4 separate regions of the Homo sapiens genome follow, and regions 2, 3 and 4 are each linked to region 1. The links are chromatin loops, found by intact Hi-C in ENCODE. Cell type or tissue: Caco-2. All regions are shown on one strand. Links, peaks and the distances in the headings refer to the core of each region. The heading gives the core; the rest is flanking DNA. Region 1 holds the start of NEK5 (NIMA related kinase 5). Region 2 has its middle 50 kb from the start of CCDC70. Region 3 has its middle 42 kb from the start of NEK3. Region 4 overlaps NEK5 (NIMA related kinase 5).

Region 1 (8,234 bases), core at 1,655-6,654:
AAAACAATTTCAAAATTAGCTGGGTGTGGTGGCGCATGCCTGCAGTCCTAGCTACTCAGGAGGCTGAGGCAGGAGGATGGCTTGTTCAAGGTTACAGTGAGCCATGATGATGTCACTGCACTCCTGCCTGGGCAACAGAATGAAATCCTGTCTCAAAAAAAATGCACAAGGCAAACCCCACTTTCTACCTCAATAATAACAATTTGTGTCTTTCTTTGTACATATATGAACATATTTGTAGGTATACATATATATGGAGAATATATATATTTTTCCAAAGATTATATTATTTTACACTTACTATTTTCTCAAACATTGCAAACATTGAAATTTTCCCATGTCAATGCTTCACCTACAACATGATTGCTAATAGCCACTTAGTTTTTTATAAATTACTTAACAAATTACCTACTGTTGGACATTTGTTTTCTAACTGTTTATCTGTGGGGTTTTTCTTTGAATAAACTCCTAATTTCTTAGTTTTCTACTGAGTTTCAAATTTTTGTACCATGACTTCATATATGGATTTTATCTTTTTATTGATTTAATAAAAGGCTAACACCATTAAGTCAATACTTGCAAATATTTTTGGCACCTTCTCGATTTCTTTGAATTTATTTATAGTGTTTGTTTTGACATACAAACGTTTTCTATTTTTATGTAGTCAAACCTAGGCAACTCTTTCTTTACAGCCTCTGTCCCAGTGAAGGTTTGGGGGCATGGCTGGAGCATTATCAAAATTGGGCTGGAGCCACTTGAAGGATCCAAGTGACCCAGGGCCTCGACAAAAGGACTGAAGCAAATTCAAGGAAGAGGAAGAGTCAACAGTATTCGCCAAATAATTGAATGTGGAGAAGGAATAAGCTCACAAACGATCCCAAGGTTTTCAGGCTGGCAACCATAAGGACACTGATGACATTAATACAGCGCAGCACATAGGAGGTGAAGTGGGTCTGCTTACAACAAGGAAGAATCACTATTAATACTTGTTTTTGGGTACAATTGTGATACCGAGCCTCCAAGGTGGTCTCAATGATCGTCATCCTAAATTCTTGATGCACAGGATCTCTGAGACAATAAATGTTTATTCTTTAAGCCACTAAGTTTGGGGTAATATGCTACACAGCAATAGATTAATAACATAGATGTTGGATGGGTGTGGTGGCTCATGCCTGTAATCCCAGCACTTTGGGAGGCCGAGGCGGGTGGATCACGAAGTCAGGAGATTGAGACCATCCTAGCTAACACAGTGAAACCCCGTCTCTACTAAAAATACAAAAAATTAGCCAGGCGTGGTGGCGGGCGCCTGTAGTCCCAGCTACTCGGGAGGCTGAGGCAGGAGAATGGCATGAACCTGGGAGGCAGAGCTTGCAGTGAGCCGAGATGGCACCACTGCACTCCAGCCTGGGCGACAGAGCGAGACTCCACCTCAAAACAAAACCACAGATATTACCTGAAGTTATCTAGCTGGCAGAAGAAATGCAGAACTAGGGTACTGAAAGATGCCAGGGGTAGAGACAGAGATTTAAGAGAGATCTACTTATTGGTAAACACTGAAGTGGGGCAGTTTAGGTGACAATGGACAGAAAAAGAAAATCAGAAAAGGACACATGGTTGAGGACATACACAGGGCGAAGACAGAGATAAGCCTGAGGGAGAGCAGTCAGATAAACAAAAGAGAGTGAGCAGAATAATGTCATGGGAGGAAGCTATTGCGGGCCACTAGAATAAGAGGACATTATTATGAATATGCCATGGATTCACAAAAAGAGACCTATATTGGGAAATAAATCATTATCCCTGGAAGCCAGTCATCTACTCTTGAGCTTTAAGTTTGGGTAGGTTTTCTTGCAATTTTTTGTGGTAAGATAAAATTTATATCATTTTAACGATTTTTAAGTGTACAGTTCAATGGCATTAAGTATATTCATATGGTGTAACTTGGGTAGTCCATTTTGCACACACTTTGTATGGAACTTTTTATGCTACTCTCATTTATAAATCCTCTAGAAGCTGACCAACAAGACTTGCCTTAGAATTAATTCTAGCAAACAATGGACATTGTTGTCCCAATATATTATGAAATGAACATATCACTAAAGAGGGTGACATAAACACTGACCAAGGTGGATTTAGCAAAAATTATTAATTTTTAATTAACTATATTTATTTTCCAAAATCATTAGACCAACAATTACATATAGTTTTTCTCTATTCATTCAGTGCACTCAATAAATGTGTTTAGCACCTATTATGTGACAGGAACTGTTCTGCATACTGAGGAAGACAAGCAATAAACAAATGAATAATTAAGAGAGCAAAGTAATTGCAGAGCATTATACATGCTAGTAAGAAAATAAACCAGGCCAGAAGCAGTGGCTCAAGCCTGTAATCCCAGCACTTTGGGAGGCCAAGGCGGGCAGATCACTTGAGCTCAGGAGTTCAAGACCAGCCTGGGCAACATGGTGAAACTCCATCTCTACTAAAAATACAAAAAATTATCCAGGCATGGTGGCATGCACCTGTAGTCCCAGCTATTCAGGAGGCTGAAGTGGGAGAATTGCTTGAATCCCGGAGGTGGAGATTGCAGTGAGCCAAGATCATGCCACTGCACTCCAGCCTAGGTGACAGAGCGAGACTCCGTCTAAAAAAAGAAAAGAAAAGAAAACAAAAAAGAAACCAGGAACCAAGGTGGTGTGATAAGGTGATAAGGTGTGATTGTGGCTGGGGGTCTACTCTAGCTAGGATGTTTGCAGAAAACCCCTCGTAGAGGACCTGAATAAGGAGAGAGGAAGTGCACCACAGAGAAAAGTCAGGGCAACAGAGGAGGCTGGCATCTCACAGGGCCTTGCAGGGCACCCTAAGGAGGGCCATAGGAGCCACAGGGATGTGATCTTATTTCTTTTCTATTTTCATTAAAAAAATTTTTTTTTAGCAGGGACAGGGTCTTGCTATGTTGCCCAGGCTATCTCGAACTCCTGGCTTCACACAATCCTCCCACCTTGGCCATCCAAAGTGCTGGGATTACAGGGGTGAGCCAGTGCGTCCAGCCTCTTTTTAAAAATGAGATCATTGGTTGCTGTTTGGACAATGGACTTAGGAGGTTGAATTAACAAAAATCAATTATGGCTTAAAATTCGAAATTATAAAAAATAAAAATTTCCTTTTTATATTGGATTAAAAGCCAGCTGAATATCCCACTGAAAATTAACAGAAATTTGAACTTAACTTTACCTTTTCAAAATTGATCTCTTTTATGACACAGTGCTTGCTATCTGATTTCCCTTTAGCTAAGTATGCTTTCCCGAAGGCACCTTGCCCGATGGCCTTAATCACATCGTACTTATCCATGGTCTCCAATGGGCTGAGTTTCCTGGAATTAGAGTAATGTAAATTTATCACACACGTCTCATAAAGACTAACAAAGTCAGAAAACTGATGACTAAAGTGTAAAAGAACTCACTTAGCTAAAACTTTCCTCCCAGCCTTGCCAAGACAGAGACAAATAACTTTCTTTGTGGCCACAGATAACTGAAATGAGACAGAGTTTCTTGGTCAGACACGGGTCATAGCTCAGCTTTGATACACTTTTGCCCTGTATTCTCGGGTAAGTCACTTAACCTGGCAAAACCTCACTTTCCTAATTTCTAAAATGGAATAACAATACCTGTTTTGCAAGTTTGTTCTGAGAATGAAAGATACTATATCCGGTGTTTCGCACCTTTATAAAGCAGGAATGTCCTTAGGCTTGTGCACTTTTATAGTTCAGCCTTTCTTAGTGGGGACGTACTGCCCCCTAGGGGGAATTCTGGAAATATATGGGGGTGGGGAAGCTGTTTCCCCAAGATTCAGAGGCATGAGGTTTACAGGTGGTTGGGGCCTGAGATGGTAGGATTCTGCGATTCGAGAGACAGTCCCGCACAATAAAGGATTACCCCGCGGCCCTACAATCTTGGAGAGTCTTCCTATACATTCCTGTGCGTGGAAAAATCCGTTTGTGGCTAGAACCAAACTCTATTTTACATCGAAATGCTAAGTATTTTTGCAGTTTTAATGAACACTTCTTTTTTTTTTCGAGGAATGCAACTACATGTAAATCAAGGCTTGATTGCACTTCGGTTTGGAGGTTTACCAAGAATTGTTCACCATTTGGGAAAACCACGCGCTTCACTGGCCACGCTGCTCCTGGTCCCGGAGACCCAACAATCTGCATTTGCTGCCGTCACGTTCAGGCGACTCCCCAGGCGCGGCTACTGGCTACTTCTCTACATTTTCCAAGGGTAGTAGTGCCAAGCATTTTCAGATTGAAATATGTACTTTCTTACTTATTGCTTTCCTTCTATTTCCTCTTTATGCTACAGTTAGGGCATAATACAGTTTTGTTGTTGTTGTTAATGGGGTGAGCAGGGGGCTTGTTTTCGAATAATTTTACGTCAGGGTGGGAAGTCGGTACTGGGTTGCAGGGGGCTGGGAACCAGCTCCGCAGCCAGGAGAGGCTGCAGACACCGGAGGATCGGGTTCTGAGAGAGACGCATACGGACTTGGGGCCGGGGGTGACTCGCCGGGAACTGAGGGCCCGCGACCCTCCCGCCCAAGTGGCACCAAAGGGTGGAAGCCCCCAAATTAGGAAAATTCCTTCTCCCCTAGGGCCGCCCCTGGAAGCGGCCGCGGGTGAGTGGCAAGACGCTTACCCGTACCCGACCTCCGCGTGTGGAGCGTTGCCATAGAGACCGACGCGCCCTGGACGCTACACCCACACAGCCCAGGACGCTAGGCCTTTTCTGGGCCGCCCCCGCCGCCCCAGGCCGAAACTCCATCCCTTTCCCCCACCCTGCCGAGCTCCCGAAGCCCTGTGGCGGCTCCGGGCAAGAACTAAGGGCGGCCCCTGCAAGCGTACCTGCTCCGCCGGCTCCGCGGGGCCAACGAAGCGTCCCGGAAGGATCCGGGTTCCCGGGGCCGCTGCGCCTCCCTGCGGCCGGGGCGGAGCCGCGCAAGGAAACGCGGGCGGGGCGCGGGTCTGGAATGGCCTGGGGACCAGTCCACCTCGAGGCAGGGTCAGGCGCCAGGGAGTTTGGAGACCCGGCAGAGTCACCCCGCAACCGTCCCGTTGCCTTGGGTCGGGATTCCTTTGCTTTGCAGTCTACAGTAGCGCTCCCCGCTCTTGCTTAAGGTGCACCAGACGCTTCGCAAACGTTCTCTCTTTTCTTTACAACCCGTCAAGGCAGTAGTCTCCCAGTTTTACAAATGAGCTAAACTGATACAGGAAGAGTGTTTCTTGTACAAGGTCTCAAATATTGCCAAAAGGTGGACGTGAGACTGGAACGGCTTCCTACTCTTTGGGCCACAGCGGCGGCCTGCCAAGGGACTTTCTAACGAAACCGGCGCTGCCCAAGCGTCTGCACTCACGCCCAGTGCTCATCCCACCCTGCCCCATTCTGGATTTGCACATCAAGCTGCTGTCTAAAATGTTTAAGTAGTTGAAAAAAATGTAATTTTCAGCAATTGTAAATAGTGACGCAAGTTAAATATATCCAACTGAATCGAAACACTACAGTAATATGGTACCCTCCATCGTCCACCTCACACACACACACAAAAAAAACCCACAAAAAACTCTTAAAAATCCTAAGTTTACATCATTACTCTTCCTTCTTAAAATCATCTCTCCGCCGCCCCCTCCCCGTCCCTGCCACAAAAAATTTCTTCTTCTTGTAAGCACTCTAGTCAAGTTGGATTAGGGCTGAACTAAAGGCCTCATTTTGATCTAATTGCATCTTTAAAGTCTCTGTCTCCGAATATAGTCTCATTATTAGTTATTGGTGTTAGATTTCAGTGTGTGAATTGGGGGTGGCCGCGGCGGGGGTGAATGCAGCCCGTAGCAGGAGTCCAAAAGTTGTTTAGCAGTTGGAATATCCAATGTTAGTTTCTTTGGCAGTGAAATTCCCTCAAAATATTAGTAGGTATATGATCTACTTGTTTTTGTTTAATTACACGTGTCAGTGACCACACCCAAATTTCTTCCCTAGAATTCTTAGACATGCTTCATTAAATCATATCTTCATTCTACTTTCCTGATAGAATTTTACCCGTTATCTTTTTCATACTTGAAAGTCTTATTGATCATCCTATCATACTGCTGAAAGAAGTACAGAAATGGAAATTTATATTTCCTGCTCATAGAATTTTAGTTTTTCTGGATTAAATTGTTAAAATTACTAGTACTACACAATTGATCACAATAAAATGTATCACAATACTGATAATTATTAAATATAAAAAATAAAATTGTATTGAAAATTCATCTCTTTAAGACCTGGATGGGCTTCCCATGCACCGTTAGTTCCTGTATCCATAGATGAATGCTAACTTCTTGCTACAATGAAGTTTAACACTGATTCTCTTCCATTTTCTTAAGGCTGTAAGTGCTGAGAAATAAGTACATAGGAATGAAAAGTTTTGTTAAAAGTGTCCCTCAATTTTTGTCTAGTTGTATCTCAAGAATCATATAGTAATCTGTCACCAAAACTGGTTTATAATCATGAACTGATAATTCCATTAGTCTTCTGAAATTTTATTAAAAGCAAAACCCCATAAGCCATTCTGATTTTGAAAAGGATTTATTATCCAATACTTATCCAGTCTCTCAGTAACTGTACATAATTTCAAGTTTTTTTTGTTTGATGGTTTTGAAATGTTTATGCCCTTGGGCAATGCCAAGATTGAAGATGACTAAGAGGTATGGAATACAGTATATATGGAAGCTGAGTACCTGGAAATGTCCTTAAAACTATCCATGCCTGCTTTAACTTGAAAAATCTTCAAGAGAGTAGTAAGCTAATTTCAAAGAGCTAACCCAAGTAATTTTGGGAAATGGTATTTGACTGGAAACTATGAGACAATAGGAAAGATACATAAACTCTGTACCTTAGTTGGTAAATTTGTTTCTCCCAGGGGTATGGGTTAATGATTTGGAAACTGCTTTACAAATAGACTAGGATTGAACAGCTAAGCAGATGGCGGATGGTACAAGCCAGTTTTCTCATTGTCAGGGAGAGAAGTTACAGAAAAGCGTGAGAAGAAGGCTAGAATGAACCTTGTAGTACTGGGTTAGTTGGAGACATCAGTATGGACCCATGCTTAATTTAATGTATGTACAGATGGAGAGATACAGAAATAACTGTAGAGATGTCTGGATGGATATACAATTATACAGTGTATACAGGTTAGTATACACATATATACTTCCTAGCTCTGTCTGCTGAGAGGGCCTAGAAGCAGTGACACCCCAGGAGCAATAAGCACACCCAGCACCCAGATCTTGGTTTCTAAACCAGTGGGAACCTTGTTGAAATGGATGATTTTGGGGCTGGGGCAGAGAAGATAAAGATGAGTCTGGACCATCTTGTAGTGCCAGAAAGGAAGTGCTCCAAAAGAACCAGCGCACCTCAAAGGGACACAGGAGGTGACCTGAAACAATTCCCAACGGCCAAAGCTAGAACAATTTAAGCAAGAAAACAAACGACTTATTATTGGATTATACTCCCACCCCCAGAGGTGGAGATTAATTCCTTTGCATTTGACTATGAGCTGGAGTGTGTGACTCACTTATAGTGAACACAGCATGAACATGGAAAATTATGAAGTTGATAGTGAAGAGCCTGGCAGACACTGCCTTCATCAAGTGATCAAGGTGAACGACACCAGGAAGAAGTCATGCTGATGCTCCCTGAAATGATGTGATGAGAAGGGCACTTCACCTTTGTGATTTTCCCCAAAATCCATAAGCTTAGTCCAATTGTGAGACAAACCCAAATTGAGCAACAGTCTACAAAATACCTAAGCAGTACTCAAAAATGTCAAGGTCCCGAAAAACAAGGAAAGATTTAGAGACTGCCAGAGACCACTGGAGATGAAAGATATCTAAATGTAAATACAGCGTATGTGTGAGGTGGAGGGTTGGTTCTATACCACAGGTTTTACATGTTAAGATTTAAAAACTGTTAAATCTTTAAAAGATGTATATATTCCAGATTTCAGCAACTGCTTGTTAATGACCCTAAATGTATTTTCCCCCTACTCTTCACTTTAGCACCGTTCCCTGTATTTGGCTGGCTCACGTCTCTTTGAGAGGTGTTGAGCGAAGCCTGTTTCTTTAGTGAAATATTCTCATCTCACTGAAGTGCACACTATTAGATGAGGTTCACACACGACAGGACCCAGCACGTGTGCGCCAT
Region 2 (7,058 bases), core at 426-5,425, 220 kb before region 1:
GAGGATCAGTAAACCTATCACAGCTTGATTCTCCTCTTTCCTTGGTAATCTGGTGGTCCAGAGGATTCCCTGGGCCTCTTGGGTCTCTTCCTCCTCCCCCTGGAAGCAAAGGTGAGAGTCTCAGTGGACCCTCCAACAAAGTCGGAAGATAGAGAAAAGCTCTCGTTTCAGATGAAGGCCGACCCAATGGTGAGGGACCATATGAGGAATGCTCTCTGCCAAATGCTGTATTTGGAACATCAAGTGCATAAGGATCTTTTTCTAAAAGTTTAATTTTAAACTCTGTTTCAGCTAATTTTTGTCTTTTGTGAGCATTTTCTTTCCTTAAATCATTGAGGTTTCTTTCAGCAGTCCATGCTGCCAAACAATTATCATGTGCTTTTTTCTCATGGTATATAATCTTCCCTTGATAAAAAAGAATAGTTCTCTCAAGTTCTTCTTCAAGATCTTTGGCTCGCTTTCTGCAGGTCTCCAGCTCTTCAGTGGCATGGCTGATCATTTCGTCTACTTTAGAAAGTTTCTCTTTCTCTAACCGGTTATTTTCCTCTACTATTAATTTCCTGTAGAGTTTCATTTCATTTTCTTGATATAACTCAGTCATTAACTTTCTGTTGAAGTTTCTGATTCTCACTTTCAAAATGTGTGTTTTCCGACTGCAAAGATGCTTGTTCCGTCTGAAGATTTTTAATATGCTCTCTAAGCTCTTCCTTGGTTTTATCAACTTCAGATAACTGAATATAAATTGGTTTCTTTCTCCTTCTAAGGTTGTTAAAGAAGCATTTAACTTAGCAGCATGAATCAGTTTCTTCAAAGCTCCTTTTGGAGGATTATCTAAGTAAGCACCATCTTTCAATTCACTGTTCATTTCTAATTCCAAGTTACCATCATCCGTTATGTCTTCTTCCAGCACAGCAGCCTGATCTTTGATCTTTAGCAAGCGTTCAGTCAGAGTCTCGATGTGATTTTCTTTATCATTTAGAACTTGTTCTGCGTGTACTTTGGAGTCTTCAAATGTTATTTTCTGTTTATTAAGTTCACTCACTTGTTCTTTCCATACTTCAGCTTCTTGCAAAAGCTGTTTCTGGCTTTCCTGAAGTTGACAATTTTCACTCGAAGCATCTTGTATTCCTATCTCCAGTTTTTCTTCATTCATTTGAAATCCCTTGAAGGTCATTTTGGCTTCAGTTAGTAGTGATTTGAGGGATTTTGACTCATCTTCTAGAGACTGTATCTTTTTGGAAATATCTGCCATCACCTCATCTTGTTCAGAATGTTTAGATTTCTCTTCTTTTATCCCCTTTTCTAGACAGAGTATTTCATGCTCCAGTTCAGAATTGGACCTGTTCAGCTTTTCACAGTTTGCCTCCAGACTTTGTGCTTCTGTTGCCTCCTTCTCAAAGCTGGCATCCTCTAAAGATGACTCTACTTCATAGCCTTCATACTCTTTTTGAACAAGGCTAAATTTTTCAAGTAGTCTACATTTTTCTTCAATTAGTCCAGAAAGCGCTATAGCAAGCTCTTTCTCTCTTCCCACATAAAGCCGACTCCTAACCGATCTAAAACTTCTCCACAAAAAAAAGGGAACAGCAACAAATCCAAGGACAGCTGCACATATCACCAATTCCCATGGAAAACCATAAGGATTCGAATTTGGTCTCACACCTTCAGGCAGTGCTGCCATAACCCTGGGTAGCAACTGCAGGACCAGCCCCAAGTACAGCTGAGGGGTAGCCCTAGGCTCCTCCATAGTGCCAAGGCTGCTCTGGCAGTGGCCAAAGTAACCATGGCCTGTCGAGGCCACAATAAGCGGCAGAGAATACACAGCCTTCTGTTCGGAACTCAAATCTGCGCCAGGCAACCGGAGCGGACCACTGCGGAGTCAGCTGCGGGGGAATCTGGAGGACACGAGCACCCACAGGCCTGACAGGCCCACGCTGCCCACCCCAGCCCCCTTGTTACACTCTACATCCTGAGGCAGCGCTAAAACCTGTATTTTAAAACAATACCACATGCAGAGAAAGACTCAGGTGACCCAGCATCCCAGCTATGCCCATCCCCAAGCTGACACCCTAGCTAAATGCAGTCTTGTGCATGAGCCCAGGTGAGGCCAGCAGAAGAAACTCCCAGCTGACAGAATGATAAGGAATAACAAATCATTGTTTTAAGTCGCTAAGCTTTGGGGTCTTTCATTATGCAGCAGTAGCTAACTGAAATACCTGCCACCTTATCACTTTGGTGTTTCAGTATCTGTTGCCTGAAATCATTACTTTGGGTGCTTGACTAAGATTATGCCCCATGGTAAATTGTGATAAGTAATTTTACAGCTAAAATATAAATTTTCTGATTGACCATTACGTCATTGAAGAGAGATTTATTAAGCTCCTCCCAGATGAGGCAGATTATGCTTTTTAGGTTAACTCCTTCCAGGAAAGGGCTCACCTCTGCCTAGCATGATCCTCAACTGTCCCATGCACGACTGAAAAACACTAGTCTCATCCCCAGAAGATCCAGGGCACTTAAAACAGTGCTGTCACATAGAGAGTGTTCCTCTTAACTGTCCATCAAACATACCTGCTCTGTGTCCATTTCTGAAACACTGGCAATCCTTCAACACAGATGATGCCCTGCCCTGCAATGAGCCATCACCTCCCGCGCATGCACATATCTTCAACTCATCCGGAAAGCTTGCTCCTTCAGGAGAGGAACCAACTACCTAGCAAAATGTCCTTCACGTACTAGATGTTCTATAAATATTTTTGCTTAATTGGTTTCTGGAGACTCTGGGTTTTTTGCTTTTTGTTTGTTTTTGCTAGGCACCAGTTGGCTGCTCTAAGCGTGGGCCCACGCTGACCTGACAGTGGGTGTTCACATTGAAACAGAGGTCACATCTGCCACTCCCTTGCCCACAGCCTCCATTGGCTTCTAAACTTGCCCGAGACAGAGCCTCCCGGCCCTCCATGCACTGCCCAGCTCCATCTCCTCCTCTCCGACCCACTCCCTCCCACTGCTCTGCTTCTGCCTTCCCCTCCTTGCCTTTCCCTGAACACAACAAGCCCACTGCTGCCTCAGGGCTTTCCCGCTTCTTTCCTCTGCCTGGACCACCCTTACTTCGGGCACCCACATGGCCACTCCCTCAAGGATCTGTTTGAATGTCACCTGTCAGTGTGGCACCTCCCACCCTCACCCTAGCCTTGCAGGCTCTATCTCACTTCCTTCCTTCGTCTTTCTCCATAGCTGTCTTCCTCCATCATGGTCTGACAAACCACAGATTCATCTATTTGCTGATCATTATGTAAAGGTCCAAAAGGGCCAAGATGCGGTGGTTTTCCCTGTTTTTCCAGTCCCGAGCACAGTGTGTGCAGCAGGTATTCGGTAATTATTAAGAAGTGAATGGACACGAGAGGGAGGCAGAGCTCTTGAGACCTGTTTCCCATTCACGCTTGTTCTTTGTGCTGCTACCAGTGGCTGTTCTGCAAACAGCCTTCTCCGTATCACGTGGGGGCAGCAGCCTCAGGAGCACCGAGCCATGCCTGGCACATCCTCCACAGAGCTCCCAGCCCACAGTACATTCTCGGGAAACTGATCTCTTACTAAAAGCTGTGGGGGACTGGAGAGAGGGTTTATGTGGTACACCCCTTGGCCACACTTTCCAAATTTCCCTCTAAACGCCTTTCTCTTTCTTTCACTAAACTTCCTCCCTAATTATTGCCAATTTGTTTCTCTAGGACCACTCCAGGAAGCCTCGCCAGCCCCTAGACCCAGTAAGTGATGCTCCACAGCTCCACATGCCCCAGACATGTGGGCTACCAGTGGCACTGACCTCGGTGTCTGCCTACTGACCCCTGCTCATCCACCCATCACGGCTTTGGAAGCTCAAGGGCAGCGACAGTGGCCCCCATGTCCAGTGCAGTCCTGGCACACAGTTCACATTTAATGCACGCTCACTGAATGGATGAATGAATACATACACGAATGAAGCAGAAAAAATACTTAGGAATCTGAAAAGTTAGACGGATGGAAATGACAATAGAAGGAGCTTCAGAGTTAGAAAATTAACACTTGTGAACCCAGGATTCTGCCTGCCATTCAGGACTAACAGGTGTCCACTGAACAAAGCTTTCCAAGGAAAGCAATTTCACAGCTTCACCACTTCCTCTTTCTGGGCAAAGCCTGTTAATTCACACACCAAATTAATAGATGAGTGGGCAAACTGCATTCTCAGGGTTCAGTCTGTGCTCATGTTATCCTAAAGCTAACGCTTCGTGTGGAATGCAGTTGAGGACCTCGGGTTGAAGGTGAAAGCTCCTCCCCCTACTCTTAGACATCCCTTTCCCCCAAATGGCAGGGTCAGGAGCTTCAATCCCTTGCATAAAAAAATTCTACTGAGATACACTGAATTTTAAACAAATAACCAAGGAGCTAAGTGAGGCAGTTTGCTTTTACCAGTGGCATTTTGAAATTTACCAGGAAGGTTTTTAAAAAATAGTATTGGCGCCAAAGAAATGGGAGGGGTGTTCCTGAAAAGGGCAATGCAGCAGAATGAACCTCTTGGAATGACTGTAATTATATTGTCTCCCTGCTCTCTAAGCCAGTGACAACGTGTGCTTACTGAGCTCTTCCCTGATGAGCAGGCCCCTCAGTCCTCTTTTTCTGGATTTGCAGCTGCATTGCAGGGGCAGCTTAAAATAACCCAAACCCAGGCCAGGCTGCAACTGATGTCGGACGCTCTAGGCTACAGGGCTTGGGGCAGCACCACCTAGAGTCTGCAGCCATTATGGTGCATGTCCTTCTGGGGGATGCTAATGACCAGGAAGTCTCCAGAGGATTGGGCCAGCCAGGAAATACAGCCTGCCCTCATCTATTAGCCTTTTCTCCTGGAAAAGATGTCTGCAGTACAAACATCTGATGCCTCTGGGAAAGAAATACTGCTACACATGCTCTAAAGATGACAAATAAAATCACCACAGCCTGTTGTCATCAGGCAGACCTGTGGTGATCAAGCAGCATGGCTGGGATTTTGGGTGCATTTGGGAGGACCCGGCAGAAAGAGAATGCCAGAGGCTGTCAGCCTGCTGCACAGCTGCAAACATGTTAAGAGAGACAGACAGGCAAAGCTGACATCTGTCAGGGAACAATTAGCTGCCATCAAGCCCTTACCTCTGTTCAGCCCTCTGCAGGTGTGAGATGTTTGCAGATGTCCTTCTATTCTAACACAGTTTCTTCTTCACACACATTGAGAAAAAAGGAAGCTGAGAGTACATGCTGCAGGAAGAAGTCACTTGATTCCCAAGGTCAGTTCAGCTCAGGAACAACAATCACCAGTTCCACGGGTGCTACAGGCCAATACATGCAGAGTTGGATCGTGTAACTTGTCATATAATGCCTCATTTAATCCATGAATAACTCGATGAGGTGGGTCATATTAAGCTCGTTTAATACATAGGGAAATTGACGCTTAGCAGGGCTGAGCAGCACTGTCACCAAGGTGGAGAAAGCCAGGCAAGTAGAGGTCAGCCAGGTATGTCTGTCGCAATGGAAACGCCAGTGTTCTCCTGCTCACCTTGCAGGTCTTGAGACTGACTGCAGCATCTCAGGCCAATTCAGGGACAGGGGACAGGGGCTGGAAGGGACATTCCTCTTGGGGACCCAGAGCTGACTCCTGGGATTCCCCACTTAGCCCACCTGCCACCATGTAAGGCGGGCGATGGAGCTGTGAGTTCAGCCTCTGACTCTGCTACTCTGGGCAACTCCCACAACCTCCCTGAGTGGCAATGGTTAATTGCACTGTCTGAGAGCTGGCCATAGAGTGCATTAGCTGAGAGATCCTGGCTCCTCGGAGTGTGGCCCACAGAGCAGCAGCCTCACAGCACCTGGGCACCAGCCCACATCTACTGAGTCAGAATCTGAACTTTAACAAGACCCTGACTCCAGGGGCACATGTTAGAGTCCAAGATGCCCTTTTGAGGCCCACGTTTGAACTCCAGCTTCAAATCCTGGCTTGGCCATTTAGTGGCTGTGATTTCGGCTGTTACTTAATTACTCTGTCAAGAATCGATTCAGGTTTTGTGGGCCTAAATCTTATACAATCTGGAGTATTTTCCTTAAGAAAAGAAGGATATAAAATTACAAATACAAAATTAGGTACAAAAGTGATGTTTAGAATGTAAATACTTCACGGCAAATTACAAATATTGAAGAGCTGGAAAGTACCGCAAAAACAGTAAACAATAAAGAAAAATCATTTCATGTTTTTATCAACCAATACACTTCTGCAATACTTTTATCCTGTGCTTTGGGGCTCTGATTGACTTTTCATCTGGCTATGATTTCATAAAAGATAATTCAGCCTTTTCCCTAGCAAGGTTGATAGAAATGTTTCATTATCGATAGTTGGAATGTGTAGAATATGCCACTTCACGCATAGACATACTCATTAGATACAGCACTACTATTAATTTCTGCCCTAAAGATACAATAGCTGCAGTGAATTGTATTTCTTGGAATTGCCATTGAAAAAGAAAACAATGCATGATGTGCTTAAAAGTATATAGGCCACATTAAGTATGTTCCTGACAAGAGAGACCTTTGTTGATGAGAATCAACTCTGCTAACAATTTTACATGTCAGATAATTGGGAGAATTCTCCAGAGTAGCTTTGAACTCCACATGCTACAGATCTGGGGTTCCTCTACTGTTCATGTTCCTCTACATATACGCAGAGACACGCCCCTGTCACCATGCCCCTGGGTGAGTCACGAAGTGGACAGTGGGAGTAGTCCTGGGTCCTGGAAGTCATTCCTATACAGGGAGCACTTGATACACAGAAGTGGTAGCAAATCATCTGAATAGATCTCACTCATTCAAACTAATTGTATGCCCAACTCAATGACCTTTTCCCCTTAAAATCACTGACACGTGGCCGGGTGCGGTGGCTCATGCCTGTAAATCCCAACACTTTGGGAGGCTGAGGCAGGCGGGTCACGAGGTCAAGAGATGGAGAACTTCCTGGCCAACATGGTGAAACCCTGTCTCTACTAAAAATACAAAAATTAGCTGGG
Region 3 (8,234 bases), core at 1,563-6,562, 74 kb after region 1:
CCCGTAATCCCAGCTACTCCAGAGGCTGAGGCAGGAGAAGCACTTGAACCCAGGAGGCAGAGGTTGCGGTGAGCCAAGATCGCGTCATTGCACTCCAGCCTGGGCAACAAGAGCGAAACTCTGTCTCAATAAAAAAGAAAAAGAAATCAGAATATTGTTTCCAGCTATTAATAATTCACGGTGCTGCAGACCTCTTGAATCATCATTAAGTCAGAAATCTAAGTGAAAATAGTGTTGCTCTTGCATTCAGTTGTATTATAAAGCACTTAGCACTGGATATTATGAAGTGTTTTTCTGTGTTCCAAAGTATAGCATATCTTTGGAGGAGTCCAGCATGAGAGCTTAGGATCAGTCCTATCCTGAGACACAGATAGGCATTCTTTGTTTTCTGCAGTGGGATGAGCAGATAGGAAGGACCAGCACCAAGAATCTGATTTGCTCTGGGGGTTGCATGGATGCAGAAGAACCACAGAGAAGGGGTTGGTCCAGCTGCCCAAAAGAAATCTTTGAAGCCCATGCTGACCAGTATCTAGAGTCCAGGACAACAGTTCTATTTACTGCCATACAACACAATAATGCTCACCCAACTTTTATAATCACCACCCTGATTCCAAAACATTCTATGAATAAATGATCATTTGAAAGTTGATAGCCAATGATTAGAAGTGGGAGTCAATGACTAGTGAAAAGCCGAAAAACTATGTTATGCATGGTATTCATAATAGCGTAGAAATACTAAAAATAGATAACTCTTACAAAGTTACAAAAATCACAGCAAAGATATTAAAATAGCACGTTACCTTAATGGTACAAGCAATTTCAATTCACCTTAATGAACTTCTCATGATATTTAATGTACCCCAGATTCATTTCTAACATTATTTAATTACTACATGAATTCTAAGAAACACTTAGATCTAGTAAATAATACATCTTGGAAAGATCTAAGTGAATAAATAATACATCTACAAAGATTCAGAAAAATTTAGAATATTCTGTCCATCTGCATGAAGTAATCAGTAGTTCATGCTAGTGGATCACACACAAAAAGGTAAACCATGAAGCCACTTCTCCCAAGTGACAGGATGGCAGAACACGAATGTCATGGCCCAGGTGAGGCTTACAGGCTCTGTCGCTACTTTGCTTGTGCAGCAAAATGTATCCTATTCTGCTGTTTGTTTTATGCCATTTTCCATCATACCTACTTTGTCTATGTATTTCACAGGCAATCAAATGTAATTTATTTTATTAATTGCTTTTTAGTCACGAGAATTGCCCATATACGTGACTTCATTTCCCAATAAATATGTCTGTAAATTTGTGTCTTTTATGTTCAAAGTAATCCTTTCCCCTAAAATCAACTCTGAATTAACTTTCAATGCCTCTGTGTAAAAAAAGTACATAAGACTGTTTCCAACAAAATCGGGGTGCAGCATAAATACCTGCAATGTGGAAATGAGATAATAACACCACTGACTGCCCACTGCACACTAAACAATTTACATCCTCATCTCATTTAATTTCCTCAATGACATCAGGATTATCCAACAAGCGCAGTCATGTGTCTCAGCAGGTGTATGAAAACCTGTAACAAGGAGTCCAGGAATGGTCAATATCTGGAAATCCAACTAGCCAGGCCAGCAATGGCCTCAGTTTTCTGAGGTTTGCTCTTTGTGAAATAAGCCTGCAGAATAAACCCAGTTGTCCAGCAGTTTCAGCTACCTACTTCAATTGACTTGTGTCTCTACTAGCAAAAGTATTAATGGATTATGGACATCTTTCCAAAGGCAATGTACTAGCTAAAGGCACAGAAAGAAGGAGAGAATGAGGCTGGATGGACTTACTGGGGGCATAACTCATCGTGAGGTTTCCTGATCTGGGTGAGGGATGATGTGTGTGGTACATACTGGATGTGGTATTTCCTTTTTTTCTTAGGTGGATTAAGAGCTGTTTTGTCGGGCCGGACGCGACAAAACAGGGATCACGCCTGTAATCCCAGCACTTTGGGAGGCCGAGGCGGGCGGATCACAAGGTCAGAAGATCGAAACCATCCTGGCTAACATGGTGAAACCCTGTCTCTACTAAAAATACAAAAAATTAGCCGGGCGTGGTGGCAGGTGCCTGTAGTCCCAGCTACTAGGGAGGCTCAGGCAGGAGAATGGCGTGAACCCAGGAGGCACAGCTTGCAGTGAACCAAGATCACACCACTGCGCTCCAGCCTGGGCGACAGAGCGAGACTCCGTCTCAAAAAAAAAAAAAAAAGAGCTGTTTTGTCTCTGCATCTTTCAAGTTGGGAAATTTTTATCTTTCTTTCTGGATCTGTCTGTCTGTCTATCTATCTATCTATCTGGATAGATAGATCTCCAGCTGGTCTATCTTATAAACCAGATCAAACTACAGTATCAAACACAGCCTAAAACAGCACTTTAGGAGGCCAAGGTGGTGATTACTGAAGCCCAAAAGCTTGAGACCAGCCAGGGCAACTTGGTGAAACCTCACCTCCACAAAAAATACAAATAAATAAATAAATTAGGTGGGCATGGCGATGTGTGCTTGCAGTCCCACCTACTCTGGAGGCTGAGGTGGGAGGATTGCTTAAGCCCAGGAGGCAGAGGCTGCAGTGCCACTGCACTTCAGCCTGGGTGACAGAGCAAGAGCCTGTCTCAAAAAAAAGAACGGCAGCAAAAGATGAACATAAGTGCATGTTTATATAATATATAGGTAGATGATATTAGTGTAACTGTATAACACTATGTGAAAAATGAAGCTTTAGTCCCCTTGGAATACACAGGTGAGTATGACTTGTTCCCTGCTTCAAGGGGCTGGTGATCTAGCAGAGATCACAGATGTGGAGCAGGTAAACTAACAAGATAGGCAATGCAACAGGTGCCAGGCCTGTGGAGGCCCAGAGAGGTTGCACCCAGATGGATGAGTTTCCTAGATTTCATTAGCTTCTTCACAAGCGCTTTAGTGCCCAAAGCCAAAGGACAAAGTAAGAGGGAGGGGCACGGAAAGCCCCTCAGCAGCAGGAGGACTTATGGGAGATGGGACGGAAGATGAAGTGGTTTCGTGCCCTTCAAATTAGATTGTCTAGGTACTTGTCTTTCCCCTCCACGTAAGACGACTCGTTCTTAGTATATTCATGTGTAAAACTGCCTTGGATTTTAGGTGCATGGAAGACCAGGATCATGTCACACTAGTGTGTATTGCACAGCATATGACATAGAACTATGTTGAAACAGTGCTTAGCACATGACTTTTGGAGACGATAGAGATATGACCAGGCAGAACTGTCCTCAGGTCAATTTCTAAAGTGCATGAGAGTACTCTGGTTCCCCCAGCCCATCCTCTTGCCTTCTTGTACTCATTCCCCCCGTCCCTTGGCCCCTCTCTATGTTGCCTTTTAGCTTCTCAGAGCCTCCTTGCTTTGGGTCTCACCCAGGCCTGACACCCTTGCCGAGACCTCTCTAAATTAGCCTTTCGTCCCCTCTCCTACCTGTCAAACTGCTCTCTCATCTATCCACCAAGGGGAGGGCTATGTTGTTAAACTAACACTAATGTATGAAAGACCACATTGCTAGCTTACACTTGTACTATCTCATAAAAGTTAATTTTTAAAAGAGGTGCTTTCAAATTTCAATAAGCAAAGGCTTCAGCTGAGATTATTTTCTTTTTGCTTTCCTGGCCTCTGAAGTTATGCTTTCAGGAAACTGCTTCTCTGTCTAAGTGTTAACCTAAGCTGGCCCTTAGATGCATTTGTTATGTTCAAGTGCCCTCTGGAGGCAAACATAGTCTCTTGTTAGATAAAAGACATGCCTGCCAACGACCCACAAATGATTGGCCCCCGTGCTGTGGGGTCCATTCATTCCCATCTTTGTGCATTCCCAGCACAGCCCTGCCTCAGGGCCTTCAGCTTAGGCATGGAAAATTCTTTGGCCTGGAATAGCTGTCCCAAAGATTGTCCCATGACTGATTCCTTCATACCATCCACTTCAGCTCAGCAGTGCTTTCTCAGCCGTGCACCGCATCTAGCCAAGTCGACCTTCCCACTCTGTCATGTCGCGCTGTTTCCTTGTCTTCCGGCACTCAGCACTATCTGAAATAATCTTCCGTTCACTCAACACGTTCATCAAGTGCCTGACCTAGGCCCTGTCTCATGCATTTGGGATAGATCAAGGTACAAATGCAACATGTTCCCTGCCCTGGCGGAATGTACAGGTCTTGGGAAACACGTGGTTTCCTTTCTCATCATCAGCCTCCCTGCTGGAATGTAAGCTCAGTGAGAGCAGGGACCCCTCATCAAGGGGCAGCCTCATTTACTACCTTATCCCAAGAGCCTAGAATTGTGCCTGGTACATCCTTCATGGTCAATCAATATTTGTGGAATGAATAAACAAATGTTTATATTAGCTAGACACAGTGGCTGAGGCGAGAGGTTAGCTTGAGGCCAGGAGTTCGAGACCAGCCTGAGCAACATAGTGAGACCTCTGTCTCACAAAGAAATCTTTTTAAGTTTATATTTTCTATCAGGATACACAACTAACATTTTAAACTTATTTTGCTGTGACAAAGTTCATTCATTCCATTATCACAAGTCTATAAAATGAGACAAACTGTATACCTCATTATTATTCAAATGATCCATAACAACAATAGTTAGCATTTATTGACCACTAAGTATTAGACACTATAATAGTGCTTTATATGTATTGTCTCATCTTCACAAACTTTCCTGAGGCAAGTAACACCATTTTTCACTTTTAAGATGAGAAATTTGAGGCTTACAGGAGCTTCTCACTATCACAAAATCATCAGGTGGGAGAGCCAGCTTTTGAGGACCGGACAGTCGACCCAGAGTCCATGCTGTCAGCCTCCTCCACACAGCTATGTTCACATCAGGAAGTCTGTATTACTCAGCGGCTCCCTCTACCATCCTCTAAAGAAACCCTGCACTCTCTTAGCAGGGCCTGTGAGACCCCTCAAGATCAGCCCTGCCTCCTTCGCTAGTCTCCTTCCCATTACCTCTCCTCCCACCCTGACGGGAGCCCCTGCAGCTCCCAGACGCGGCCATGCCTTCCCCCATCTCCTTGCCATCCAATGCTGTGTTCCCTTCCTCTTCCCTGCCTAACTCCTACTCCTACTTCAAGGCTCAGCTCTTGCCCCAAGCTCCAGAACATTTCCTGGTCCTCTGGGCTGGGTTCTGTGACCATGCTCTACTGCTCCCAGCCCCCTGTGCCTGGCTTTGTGATTCTCAGTGAACGAAATGAGGTGCGGCTTTTCATCTCCAAATTTCCGGTTCTTAATTGGAACAGAGAAATTGACTAAATACTTTGAATGATGAACATTTGGGAATTGGCCATGTTTTACAAATTTAGGCACAGTGAGGCAAACAATCCCATTGTAAATAAGAGGGTTAGTGCTGGGCACAGTGGCTCACACCTGTAATCCCAGCACTTTGGGAGGCTTAGATGGGAGGATTCTTTGAGGCCAGGAGTTTGAGAACAGCCTGGTCAATATAGTGAGACCTCCTTCTCTACAAACAAACACACAAACAAAATAATTAAAAATTAGCCAGGCATGGTGGCACAGGCCTGTAGTCTCAGCTACTTAGGAGGCTGAGGTGGGAGGATCATTTGAGTCTCGGAGCTCAAGGCTGCAGTGAGCTATGGTCACGCCACAGCACTCCAGCGTAGGTGACAGAGCAAGACTTTGTGTCTTAAAAAAAATTAAAAAGGTTAGAATGTGGTCCATGGAAGTCCTCAAAGGTACAATCGCATGAAGCTGAGAAGCAGCAGCATGGAGCAGGGGGTACTCAGACCATCAACTGGCAGAACCAGATCTTTCCTCTCATTCCCACCCCAAGAGACTTTTCCGACTCATCCAGCTGGAAGCAGAGAGGCTAGGATTTCCCCCTCAGGTGTCTGACCCAGAGCTTGCATGCTAATCTCTAAGGCAATGGCATCTCAACTCTGCTGGGCCTTTATTTGTGTGTCCTTTCAATGGTTATATTTGCCTGTATTTGCCCAGAATAACTAATTTAATGAAAGCATTTTAAAAAGATGTTATAAATGGCTAAATATCTAGTGATAGGTGCCATACAAATATTTAGATACAAAGGGTCTAAATCCAGATTATTTTTCTGGGGGAACCATTATTAATGTAATGATAAAATAGTACATTGTGGAAATGTACACACAAGAGAGAAGGAGAGAGAGAAGAGAAAGAGAGAGAAGCTGCATACACTTGCTATTTCACAACAATGATGCAATCCAACAGTTTACAAAGATAATTCCTTTAGACAGATACTGACTAAAACTCACAAGGGGCAGGGCCCTGGGCCCGGCAAGGAGTTAGTCACAGCTCCTGGGCCTCAGCAGGGAACACTGAGTAAGATACAAGTACTTGCCCTTCCTGGGCTTGATAGCTCACAACTGTAATCCCAGTGCTTTGGGAGGCCAAAGCAAGAGGATTGCTTGAGACCAGGAGTTCAAGAGCAGCCTGGGCAACATGGCAAAAACCCATCTCTACAGAAAAATACAAAAATTAGCTGGGGGTGGTGGCGCACGCCTGTAGTCCCAGCCATTCAGGACACGGACATGAACCTGGACCCAGGAGTTCGAGGCTGCAGTGAGCTGTGATCATGCCACTGCACTCAGGCCTGGGTGGCACAGCAAGACTCTGTCTCAAAAAAAAAGTATTTTCCCTTGAGGTTGGAGCCACAAGGACCACGAGTTTAGCAGGGGCTCCTGCCGGCTACTCCAAGCAACTCTCCCAACACTCACTGCTCTCTTCTGCAGAAACAAACTGCTTCCATTTCCCCAAACGTGCTCTGCCGGTTCACACCTCTGTGCCTTTGCATGTTTCCTTTGACTGGGATGCTCGGTCTGTGCAGAGTGGACATGTGTCATGTTTTTTGGCTGCCTAGCATTGTTTGAAAACCCCAGCTATGTTCTGGAAATTTCCTAACACATGAGTGAGTCCTACCTCTCCAAGGCAGATGCCAGAGATCCCAATCAGCCAGGCTTCTATGCAGAGCAGGGTACAGGCACATGACCCAGCCTCCCTCCATCAGCTGCATCTACATGAGATACCAACTTAGAGATAAGCAATCCAAGGCAGTGGACGCAGTGTGAAAGTGATGTATCAGGCAAAGCTGGTAACACAGGCAAACAGCTTAGAAGGAGCAAAGGTTACTGGGCTGTGGCCCTGGTATGAGAAGGGGCAACATCGCAAACCATCACATCCAGAGCTCTAGGGGGGCAACAGCAGTGGTTTCCACTGCAGGCCAGGTCTGCGGTGGGCATAGGGCCTTGTTGCAGGAAGCTATTCACGGCATTCCACCTCCCCATCCAGCAAGTAGAAGAGTCACTCTACAACCTTTTAATCCTTTTAATCAATCTCTTCTGTGCTTCTGTTGATTACAACTAAAAGCCTGGCTTATTTGCAACTCTCCTGGCCCCTGGAGTAGATGATACACCAACTACATTCATCCTCATAACAAAGGACCAGATGCCATTTATGTTGGCATGGAGGTCTCCTGTGGGCCTCCGCTGAAACTTCTATTCCATCCCTCACTCATTTCCTCCGGGGATGCCCCCCTACCCACACACCTCTTGCAGCATACCCACCCCTGAATTATAGTTGCTTGTTTCTTCCTCCTCTGCTTCGACAATGATTTCTTTTTTTTCTTTTTTTCTTTTTTTTTTTTTTGAGATTGAGTCTCACTCTGTCACCCAGGCTGGAGTGCAGTGGCGTGATCTCAGCTCACTGCAAGCTCTGCCTCCTGGGTGCACACCATTCTCCTGCCTCAGCCTCCCGAGTAGCTGGGACTACAGGCACCCGCCACCACACCTGGCTAATTTTTTTTGTACTTTTAGTAGAGATGGGGTTTCACCGTGTTAGGCAGGATGGTCTCGATCTCCTGATCTCATGATCCACCTGCCTTGGCCTCCCGAAGTGCTGGGATTAGAGGCGTGAGCCACCTCGCCTGGCGACAGTGATTTCTTTGAAGCTAGCCATTGGCTCTTTCACTTCTGCATTTCCAGCAGTTAGTTTGGGTTGACAGCATCCAGCACAGGATAGGTGCTAAAGGGAAGTCTGTCGTGGATAGGAAGGGATGCTCCAATTTGGCTTCTGAGAACCAGGAATCAGAAACAGGTGCTCTGGGGTGGCTGCGTCTAACACAGATTTCAGTGAATGGCAGGGATTTCAACAAGCAGAATTGGTTGGGATCA
Region 4 (8,234 bases), core at 1,236-6,235, 57 kb before region 1:
GTTCCTTCTCCTTTTGTGGGCATGTACATGGTGGGCCCCAGTGAGCACATTCCTTTCCTTTTTGGGGCATACTTTGGACTGTGAGCCAAGCCTCTGTGAACCATCACTCCAACACTCAGCTGGTTGTGGGCCAAGGCTCCAACTGGTCTTTACACCACGTCATTTTTTTTTTTTTTTTTTTGAGATGGAGTCTTGCTTGCTCTGTCACCCAGCTGGAGTGTGACTGGAGTGTGGTGGCACAATCTTGTCTCACTGCAACCTTCACCTCCCAGGTCCAAGTGATTCTTGTGGCTCAGCCTCCCAAGTAGCTGAGATTACAGGTGTGCACCACCACACCTGGCTAATTTTTGTATTTTTAGTAGAGATGGGCTTTAGCCATATTGGCCAGGCTAGTCTCGAACTCCTGGCCTTGAGAGATCTGCCCACCTCAGCCTCCCAAAGTGCTGGGATTACAGGCATGAACTACCATGCCTGGTCAACCATCATGTCATTTTCTGAGTGGTGCCTTTTCCAAAAACAACCCCTAGCCAGTCAGCATACTAGGAGAACAGGGTGGAGCTGCCAGAAATTCATGCCTTATGCAAATGAAACCCCCAGCCCTATCAGGTTCCTCATAAAAGCCTTTGTACTCAGCTGTGAAATGGCAACCCTCTTGGGTCCCCTCTCCACAGTGAAGAGCTTTCCTCTTTTGTTTATTAAATTTTCGGTCCAAACTCACCCTTACTGTCCACCCTCCTTATTCTTTTGGTCGTGAGACAAAGAGTTCTGGGTAATACCTCAGACAACGATACTGCAATATTTATTTGGAAAAAATATTTCCAATATATAGCACCGTTATTTCTCTCCATTTATTCAAGTGGTCTGTAAATACCTCAGTAAGGTTTTACAGTTTTCTTTCTATATGCCGCACAATTCTCATAAAATTTATTCCTAAGTGGATGAATACACAAATACACACACACACACACACACACACACACACTCATATATATTTGCTGTTATTACTATAAATGAGATCTGACAACCAACTGAGGAAAACATTTGCAATACATATTACAGGCAAAGGTTTGATTTAAATCAGTCTTATAAAGAAAAAAACAAACATGCCATTTTCAGTAGAAAAAAGGATGAAGGGCATGAGTACATAATTCATAACAGAAATATGAAGGGTTGGCCAGGCGTGGTGGCTCACGCCTGTAATCCCAGCACTTTGGGAGGCCAAGGTGGGCAGATCACCTGAGATCAAGAGTTCAAATACCAGCCTGGCAAACATGGTGAAACCTCATCTCTACTAAAAATATTTTAAAAATCAGCTAGGCGTGGTGGCGCGCACCTATGCCAGCTACTCAGGGAGGCTGAGGCAGGAGAATCGCTTGAACCCAGGAGGCGGAGGTTACAGTGAGCCAAGATTGTGCCACTGCACTCCAGCCTGGGCGACAGAGGGAGACTCCCTCTCAAAAAAAAAACAAAAAAAGAAAAAAGAAAAAAAAAGGAGAAATATGAATGGTCAACAAACATACGGAAAAATCCTTCAGCCTAAATAATAATTACAGGAATACAGATTAAAATGAGAGACAATTTTCAGTATACTACTGATGAAGGTTTTTTTTTCTTTCATCTAAAAAACAGCCAACCCCCTCTGCTTTTCCCAGCAAACTGATGCAAAGATAACCATTGAATTTACCCCTTACACAGTTGACTGCTTTCCCTGAGGCCATTAACGGCTCCTGAAGGGCCAAATCCCACTCACCTCATCTGGCCTTTCTCTTCCAGTTGATGCTGCCAATTCCTGTGCCTCCTCCATGACCTGTCTCTCCTCCTTTGGCTTTACTCTCTCCTGATTCTCCAAAGTTTGTTTATATAGTGGTAGGGTTATGTCCTAAGCTCCATTTCCTTCTCACTCCAGTCCTTCTGCATAGGTATTTTGACCATCACCAAAGTTAAAAACCACGGATATGCTAAGGGCCACCAAGCTATATCTTTATCCCTGATATGCCCCAGGCCTTCAGTCTTATATAGAATCTGCAACTGATGCTCTATAGACCTAAATCTCAACATGTTCCAAATTTAGATCACTACCTTGTCTCTCCCGACCCCATTACCCTCCATGTGATGTATTTTTGGTTGATGAAAGCTTCATGCATTTGAATTAGAAAACTGGGAATATCCTTGAGCCCCTTCTCTTCCTCAGTTCCCACACTCAGTATCTATTCTCCCTGCACCACTCTGGCTCATGCACTTGGACTCTTCTCCTGCCTTCAGTCTTGCCCTCCATGCCATCCTTTGCTCTGCAGCCAGCATGATCCTTCTCAATCACAAAAATGATGGCATGTGAAGCCCTGGAGGAGTGCGGACCTCCCTGACTCTCCACCCAGCTCGCACTTCAAACAGTGATTAACATTTCAGGCTCAGAAAACATGTTTTGTGACTTTTTTGCTCATAACACTTCTGTGATATTGAGAACAGGGCCCAGATTTCATTCATCTTTGAGCTCCCTACCAGTGAGCAGTCTTTGGCACAAAGGAGATCCTCAATAAGATGCCTGCTGAATGGAGATTTTTCCAGAAGGAAATGAGGCAGAGAGTATTCCAGGAAGAGGAAACTGAGCCAAGTCAGTTCTGTAAATGCTGTAGGAGAAAATGGGCATTCCAGCTGTAGGAGAAAATGGGCATTCCAGCAGGCTGTATGGATCCCATTTTCCATGGAAGGAAAGAGGCCATGCTGGGATGAGAAAAGTGGGTCACAGCAGAATTAGGCCATGTAGTGTTAAATGTGATAATATGTGGAATGGACCTTATTCTGCAGGTATTATCCAAAAAAAAATCTGAGCAGAGTAATAATATGCCAAGATAACTTTAGTAACTGATATCGTTTGGCTGTGTCCCACCCAAATCTCATCTTGAATTCCTGTGTGTTGTGGGGTGACCCAGAGGGAGGTGGTTGAATCATGGGGGCGGATCTTTCCCATGCTGTTCTCGTGATGGTGAATGAGTCTCACGAGATAAGATGGTTTTAAAAAGAGGAGTTCCTCTGCACAAGTTCTTTCTCTTTGCCTGCTGCCATCCATGTAAAATGTGACTTGCTTTTCCTTGCCTTCCACCATGATTGTGAGGCTTCCCCAGCCATGTGGAACTGTAAGTCCAATTAAACCTCTTTCTTTTGTAAATTGCTCAGTCTCAGGTATGTCTTTATCAGCAGCAAGAAAATGGACTAATACAGTAACCATTTAGAGAATGAAGGGGAAATACTAGAGAAAGAAGGTCACATAAGCAAATAAGGCAATACAGCAAGGGGAAGGAAAAGGGAAAATGAAAAGACAGCACTTAATTTAGGCACCTAGTATGTGCCAGGTCGTTTATACATCAAAACTCACTTTGGTCCTCACAATTACCCTGTGTGGTTATTCCTACTACTATTATCCCCTGTTCCTAAGGTGAAACTGAGATTCAGTGTTGGAATAACTTGTGAAAGAAAGGTCACATAACCAGAAGGTGGCAGCAACAGCTGAGATTCAATTCCCATCTGTCTCTGAAGCCTACACCACACTACTGAGAGATGACAGAGCCCTAAACCAGTAACAGAGAGAATGAAGGAAGAGGAAGACTCCAGAGACATCTCAGAATAGACACTATGCTAAGGGTGCACCCTGGTGACAGCACTGACTGTGAAGTTCTCATAAGATAAGTAAACAACAAAAAGGGAGGGGTCCCAGGTTGGGGGTGGGGATGGGGGAACAACTGTTCTGAGAGATGACTCATCACAGACAAGCTGCTGTCACATCCTGTTCCCAAATACCTCATTCCTTCCACATGTAGCCCAAGCAGCAAAACCTTATCTGCACACCTTATCAGCATGTAGCTCCTCCAATATGACCCTATAAAACTTCCCTCTAGCCCCTGCCTCTTAGCAGACAGCCTCTTCTCTGCTGTGCTGCCCATTGCACTCTTGCAACGTATCTCTGTACTTTAATAAATCTGCCTTTCTTTACTTACAATTGTGTTGATAAATTCTTTTACTGCCCACAACACTGGCCCCAGCCAGTTGCATCTGTGACACTAACCAAAATAAAGGGTCACTGGGAAGAGCACAGAAGAGCTTGACTTTACACAGCTGAGTTTCAGATACTGGCAACACTTGTCCATGGAGCTTCCCAGAAGACAATGAGAAAGACTGGTAAGTCTGGAGCTCCTGGGAGAAGCCAAAGCTGCAAGAGGGAGTGGGTATGGAGCAGGAGAGGAGGGCTGGATCTCAGGGAGTGTGGCCACTGCATGGGTGGCAGGAGAATAATAAGTGTGTTTCTGCCTTGCTTAGAGAGGGCAGAAAGGGGTCAAGTAACAGTGGAGCCGAGGCAGATGCATGGGGACAGAGTTCAAAATGGGTTGCTAATAAAACAGTTCCTTCTCATTTACAACTTTCAAGAAACACATACCTGCTTCTGGGCAGTGAAGTTTTTCAAATGCTTTGTCTGTATAATCTCCATGCTCCTTTACACATTCATATTCCTTAAACTTCATGCCATCCTCAAAGGTCAAAGTTTCATTTGGTATATCCATTGCCTAAATCAATTCCACAGTGTTTCATGATAAATTAGCCATATTTTGAAAGAAAGAAAAACCATATTTTCGTGTTCCTAGTAAAATTAATTAGCAAGGTATATAGTAAATATTCAACAAATGTTTACTAAACAAATAAATCCATAGAGTTTTAAAACTAGAGCTATGTTAGATAAAAACAGAAATGTTTTCATTTCTTCTCCATGTTAACAGTGTCAAGCACTGGTCATAAGGCAACTTAATTTTATCTAGACTTTCTGACTTCAATAGTATTCCACTTCAGCTCCATTCTACAGTGCTCTCAAGCTTTTCTCATTCATGCCCTGTTTTAAGTGTACAACATTCTTAACCAGCTCCCTAAATCTGCTCCTAGTATTTTGTAGTCAATACCAAAATGACCACTTCTGTTTCACGCAGATCAAAGCAAAGAATAAGAAAGAGTGGCAGTTAAAACTTTTTGGACTCCATTCTTTCATTTCAGCAGGGCAACGTCAGCACCTCACTTCACAGAAGCTCTGTGAGAGTACCACTTCTCAAGTTCCCACTCAGAAGCAGGTCCCCAGATCTGCTCCACTCTGATGTCTCACCTCTGGGGCATTTAGGAATTTATGGTTGAACAGAGGTGAATGCTAACTATCACCACTCTAATGAAGTCTTTATGTAGCAAATGCTCATAAAAATAAGAAATGCTAACATGAAAATGTTTTAAGCTAATAAAGAACATTAAATAAAAACTGAGCATCAGGTATAATTATTCATACTTATATTGACTTAAAAGGTGAATTCAGAAAAGGTAAAATGGAAAAATAAACCAATTAATTTTGACATTTGTTATAGGTCTGATAAAACCAGGATAAAAAAAGATTTTGAAATCAACTAATAAAATGAAATTTGGATTTACTGTATTGGATTTACTGTATTTACTCCTTGCTGTGGCAAGGAGAGCCCAAATGCATAAATGAGATTTACTTAAAGTTATCAATAACTAATTAAGACCTAAAATAAATGTGCCTGGTTTCAGGGTACCTGTTCAATTTTTTAGGTCAGTATATTAGTTGTTGACAATGTATCAGGTCTTCTATTTTAATTTGGCTATGATAAAAATTAATATTATGAGTAAAATAGCTCTTTTATTTAAAGAAAAGTAAATTAAAATGTAATAATTTATCTAAAGAAATAACACCAATAAAATAAAATGGGAGAATAAAAAGTATTTGGAGGACTCATTTGAACACCAAACATTTTTCTTTCCCTTTTTTTTTTTTTGAGACAGTGTCTCACTCTGTTGCCCAGGCTCGAGTGCAGTACAGTGATCTCAGCTCACTGCAACCTCTGCCTCCTGGGTTCAAGTGATTCTCCTGCCTCAGCCTCCTAAGTAGCTGAGACTACAGGTGGGTGACACCACACCCAGCTAATTTTTTGTATTTTTAGTAGAGATGGGGTTTCACCATGTTAGCCAGGATGGTCTCAATCTCCTGATCTCATGATCTGCCCGTCTCAGCCTCCCAAAGTGCTGGGATTACAGCTGTGAGCCACCGTTCCCTGGCCTTGAGCACCAAACATTTTTCTAGAAATATTTTCTAAAATTCTAGGCATCCAAATAAGAAAAGAAGAAGTCAAACCATCTCTTCACGCTTATGATACTATAGGTTGAAAACCCAAAGACTCGACCCAAAGGTTCCTGGAACTGATGAACAACTTCAGCAAAGTTTCAGGATACAATATCGAAGTACAATAATCAATAGGATTCCTATACACCAATAACATTCAAGCAGAGAGCCAAATCAAGAACGTAATCCCATTTACAATAGCCACCAAAAAATAAAATAAAATACCTAGGAGTACATCTAACCAAGGAGGTGAAAGATCTCTACAAGAAGAGCTACACAACACAGAAAGAAATCATACATGACATAAACAAATGGAAAAACATGCCACATGCATGGATTGGAATAATCAATATCATTAAAATGGCCATACTGCCCAAAGTAATCTATAGATTCAACACTATTCCTGTCAAACTACCAATGTAACTTTTCACAGGATTGGAGAAAAAAAAAACTATTCTAAAATTCATATGTAAACAAAAAAGAGCCCAAATAGCCAAAGTAATTCTAAGCAAAAAGAACAACGCCAGAGTCGTCACATTACCCAACTTCAAACTATACCATAAGACTACAGTAATCAAAACTGTATGGTACTGGTTCAAAAACAAACACATAAACCAAGGAACAGAATAGAGAACCCAGAAATAAAGCCACTCATCTACAGCCATATAATCTTTGACAAAATCGACAAAAATAAGCAATGGGGAAAGGACTTCCTATCCAATAAGTGGTGCTGGGATAGCTGGTTAGCTACATGCAGAAGAATGAAACTGGACCCCTACCTTTCACTGTATACAAAAATCAGCTAAAGATGACTTAACAATTTAAAAGTAAGACCTTAAACTATAAGAATCCTAAAAGAAAACCTAGGAAACACCATTATGAACATGGGCCTTGGGAAAGAATTTGTGATTAAGTCCTCAAAAGCAATTGCAACAAAAACAAAATTGACAAGTGGAACCTAATTAAACTAAGGAGCTTCTGCACAGCAAAAGAAACTATCAACAGAGTAAATAGACAACCTACAGAATAGAAGAAAATATTTGCAAACTATGCATCCAACAAAGGTCTAATATCCAGACTCTATAAGGAACTTAACTGAACAAGAAAAAACAACCCAAATTTTAAAGTGGACAAAAGATAGAAAGAGACACTTCTCAAAAGAAGACATACAAGCAGCCAACAAATATATAAAAGAATACTCATCATCACTAATTATCAGAGAACTACAAATCAAAACCACAATGAGACACCATCTCACACGAGTCAGAATGGCTATTACTAAAAAGTCAAAAAACAAATATTGGCGAGGCTGCAGAGAAAAGGGAATGCTTATGTAGTGTTGGCGGAAATGTAATGTAAATTAGTTCAACCACTGTAGAAAGCAGTTTGGATATTTCTCAAAGAACTTAGAACTACTGTTCAACCCAGCAATCCCATTACTGGGTATATATCCAAAAGAAAACAAACCATTCTACCAAAAAGACACATATACTCACATGTTCATCCCAGCACTATTCACAATAGCAAAGTCATGGAATCAACCTAGGTGCCCATCAGTGGTGGTCTGGATAAAGAAAATGTGGTACATATACACCATGGGATACTATGCAGCCATAAAAAAGAATGAAATCATGTCCATGCAACATGGATGCAGCTGGAGGCTACTATCCTAAGCAAATTACATAGGGATAGAAAACCAATTACATAGGGATAGAAAACCAAATTCTGCATGTTCTCACTTATAAGTGGGAGCTAAACATTGGGTACTCATGGACATAAAGATAGCAACAATAGATACTGGGAGCTACTACAGTGGGGGTAAGAAAGGAGGGAAGCAAGGCTTGAAAAACTAACTACTGGGTATTATGCTCAATACCTGGGTGACGGGATCATTCATATCCCAAACCTCAACATCACACAACATATCCAGGTAACAAACCTGCACATGTACCACCTGAATCTAAAATAAAAGTTGAAAAAAATTATCCCTACAGCCTGTGAAATAATTTCATGAAACATGCTATTAAGATATATGCATTTTCTGATACCTACTAATGGAAATTTAGACTTA

The links. Peaks named below come from ENCODE experiments on the same cell type or tissue, not always from the same donor. Only the 100,000 strongest peaks of a DNase experiment are listed, where the experiment ranks them.
Region 2: a loop joins it to region 1, with 9 times the contacts of the local background. A loop is called at or near these places in 7 of 110 quality-filtered maps.
Region 3: it touches region 1 in a loop (11-fold over the local background); 18 of 110 quality-filtered maps call a loop at or near these places.
Region 4: it touches region 1 in a loop (6-fold over the local background); 14 of 110 quality-filtered maps call a loop at or near these places.

What each region holds. Positions count from the first base shown.
Region 1 is chr13:52,124,132-52,132,365 of GRCh38, forward strand. NEK5 (NIMA related kinase 5) reads right to left here and starts at 4,942. Exons shown (of 24, transcript NM_001365552.1): 1 at 4,898-4,942; 2 at 3,464-3,531; 3 at 3,235-3,373. The coding sequence starts at 3,351. LOC101929657 (a long non-coding RNA gene) reads left to right here and starts at 4,764. Exons shown (of 2, transcript NR_110306.1): 1 at 4,764-7,926. RefSeq lists an enhancer at 8,220-8,234. In Caco-2, for the core only: CTCF peaks have their summits at 3,799 (motif pointing left) and 4,946; DNase peaks (open chromatin) are centred at 3,820, 4,218 and 4,880; H3K4me3 peaks cover 1,608 bases.
Region 2 is chr13:51,908,875-51,915,932 of GRCh38, forward strand. It overlaps a transcript of TMEM272 not described here and the pseudogene CTAGE3P. Among named protein-coding and RNA genes, the nearest start is that of CCDC70, 50 kb to the left of the region's middle. In Caco-2, for the core only: no CTCF peak of the experiment used is centred there; a DNase peak (open chromatin) is centred at 3,407.
Region 3 is chr13:52,197,769-52,206,002 of GRCh38, forward strand. No RefSeq gene overlaps it. Among named protein-coding and RNA genes, the nearest start is that of NEK3, 42 kb to the left of the region's middle. In Caco-2, for the core only: a CTCF peak has its summit at 3,809 (motif pointing left); DNase peaks (open chromatin) are centred at 3,815 and 6,353.
Region 4 is chr13:52,067,515-52,075,748 of GRCh38, forward strand. It overlaps NEK5 (NIMA related kinase 5), which reads right to left. Exons shown (of 24, transcript NM_001365552.1): 20 at 4,430-4,556. Among named protein-coding and RNA genes, the nearest start is that of UTP14C, 47 kb to the left of the region's middle. In Caco-2, for the core only: no CTCF peak of the experiment used is centred there; a DNase peak (open chromatin) is centred at 3,727.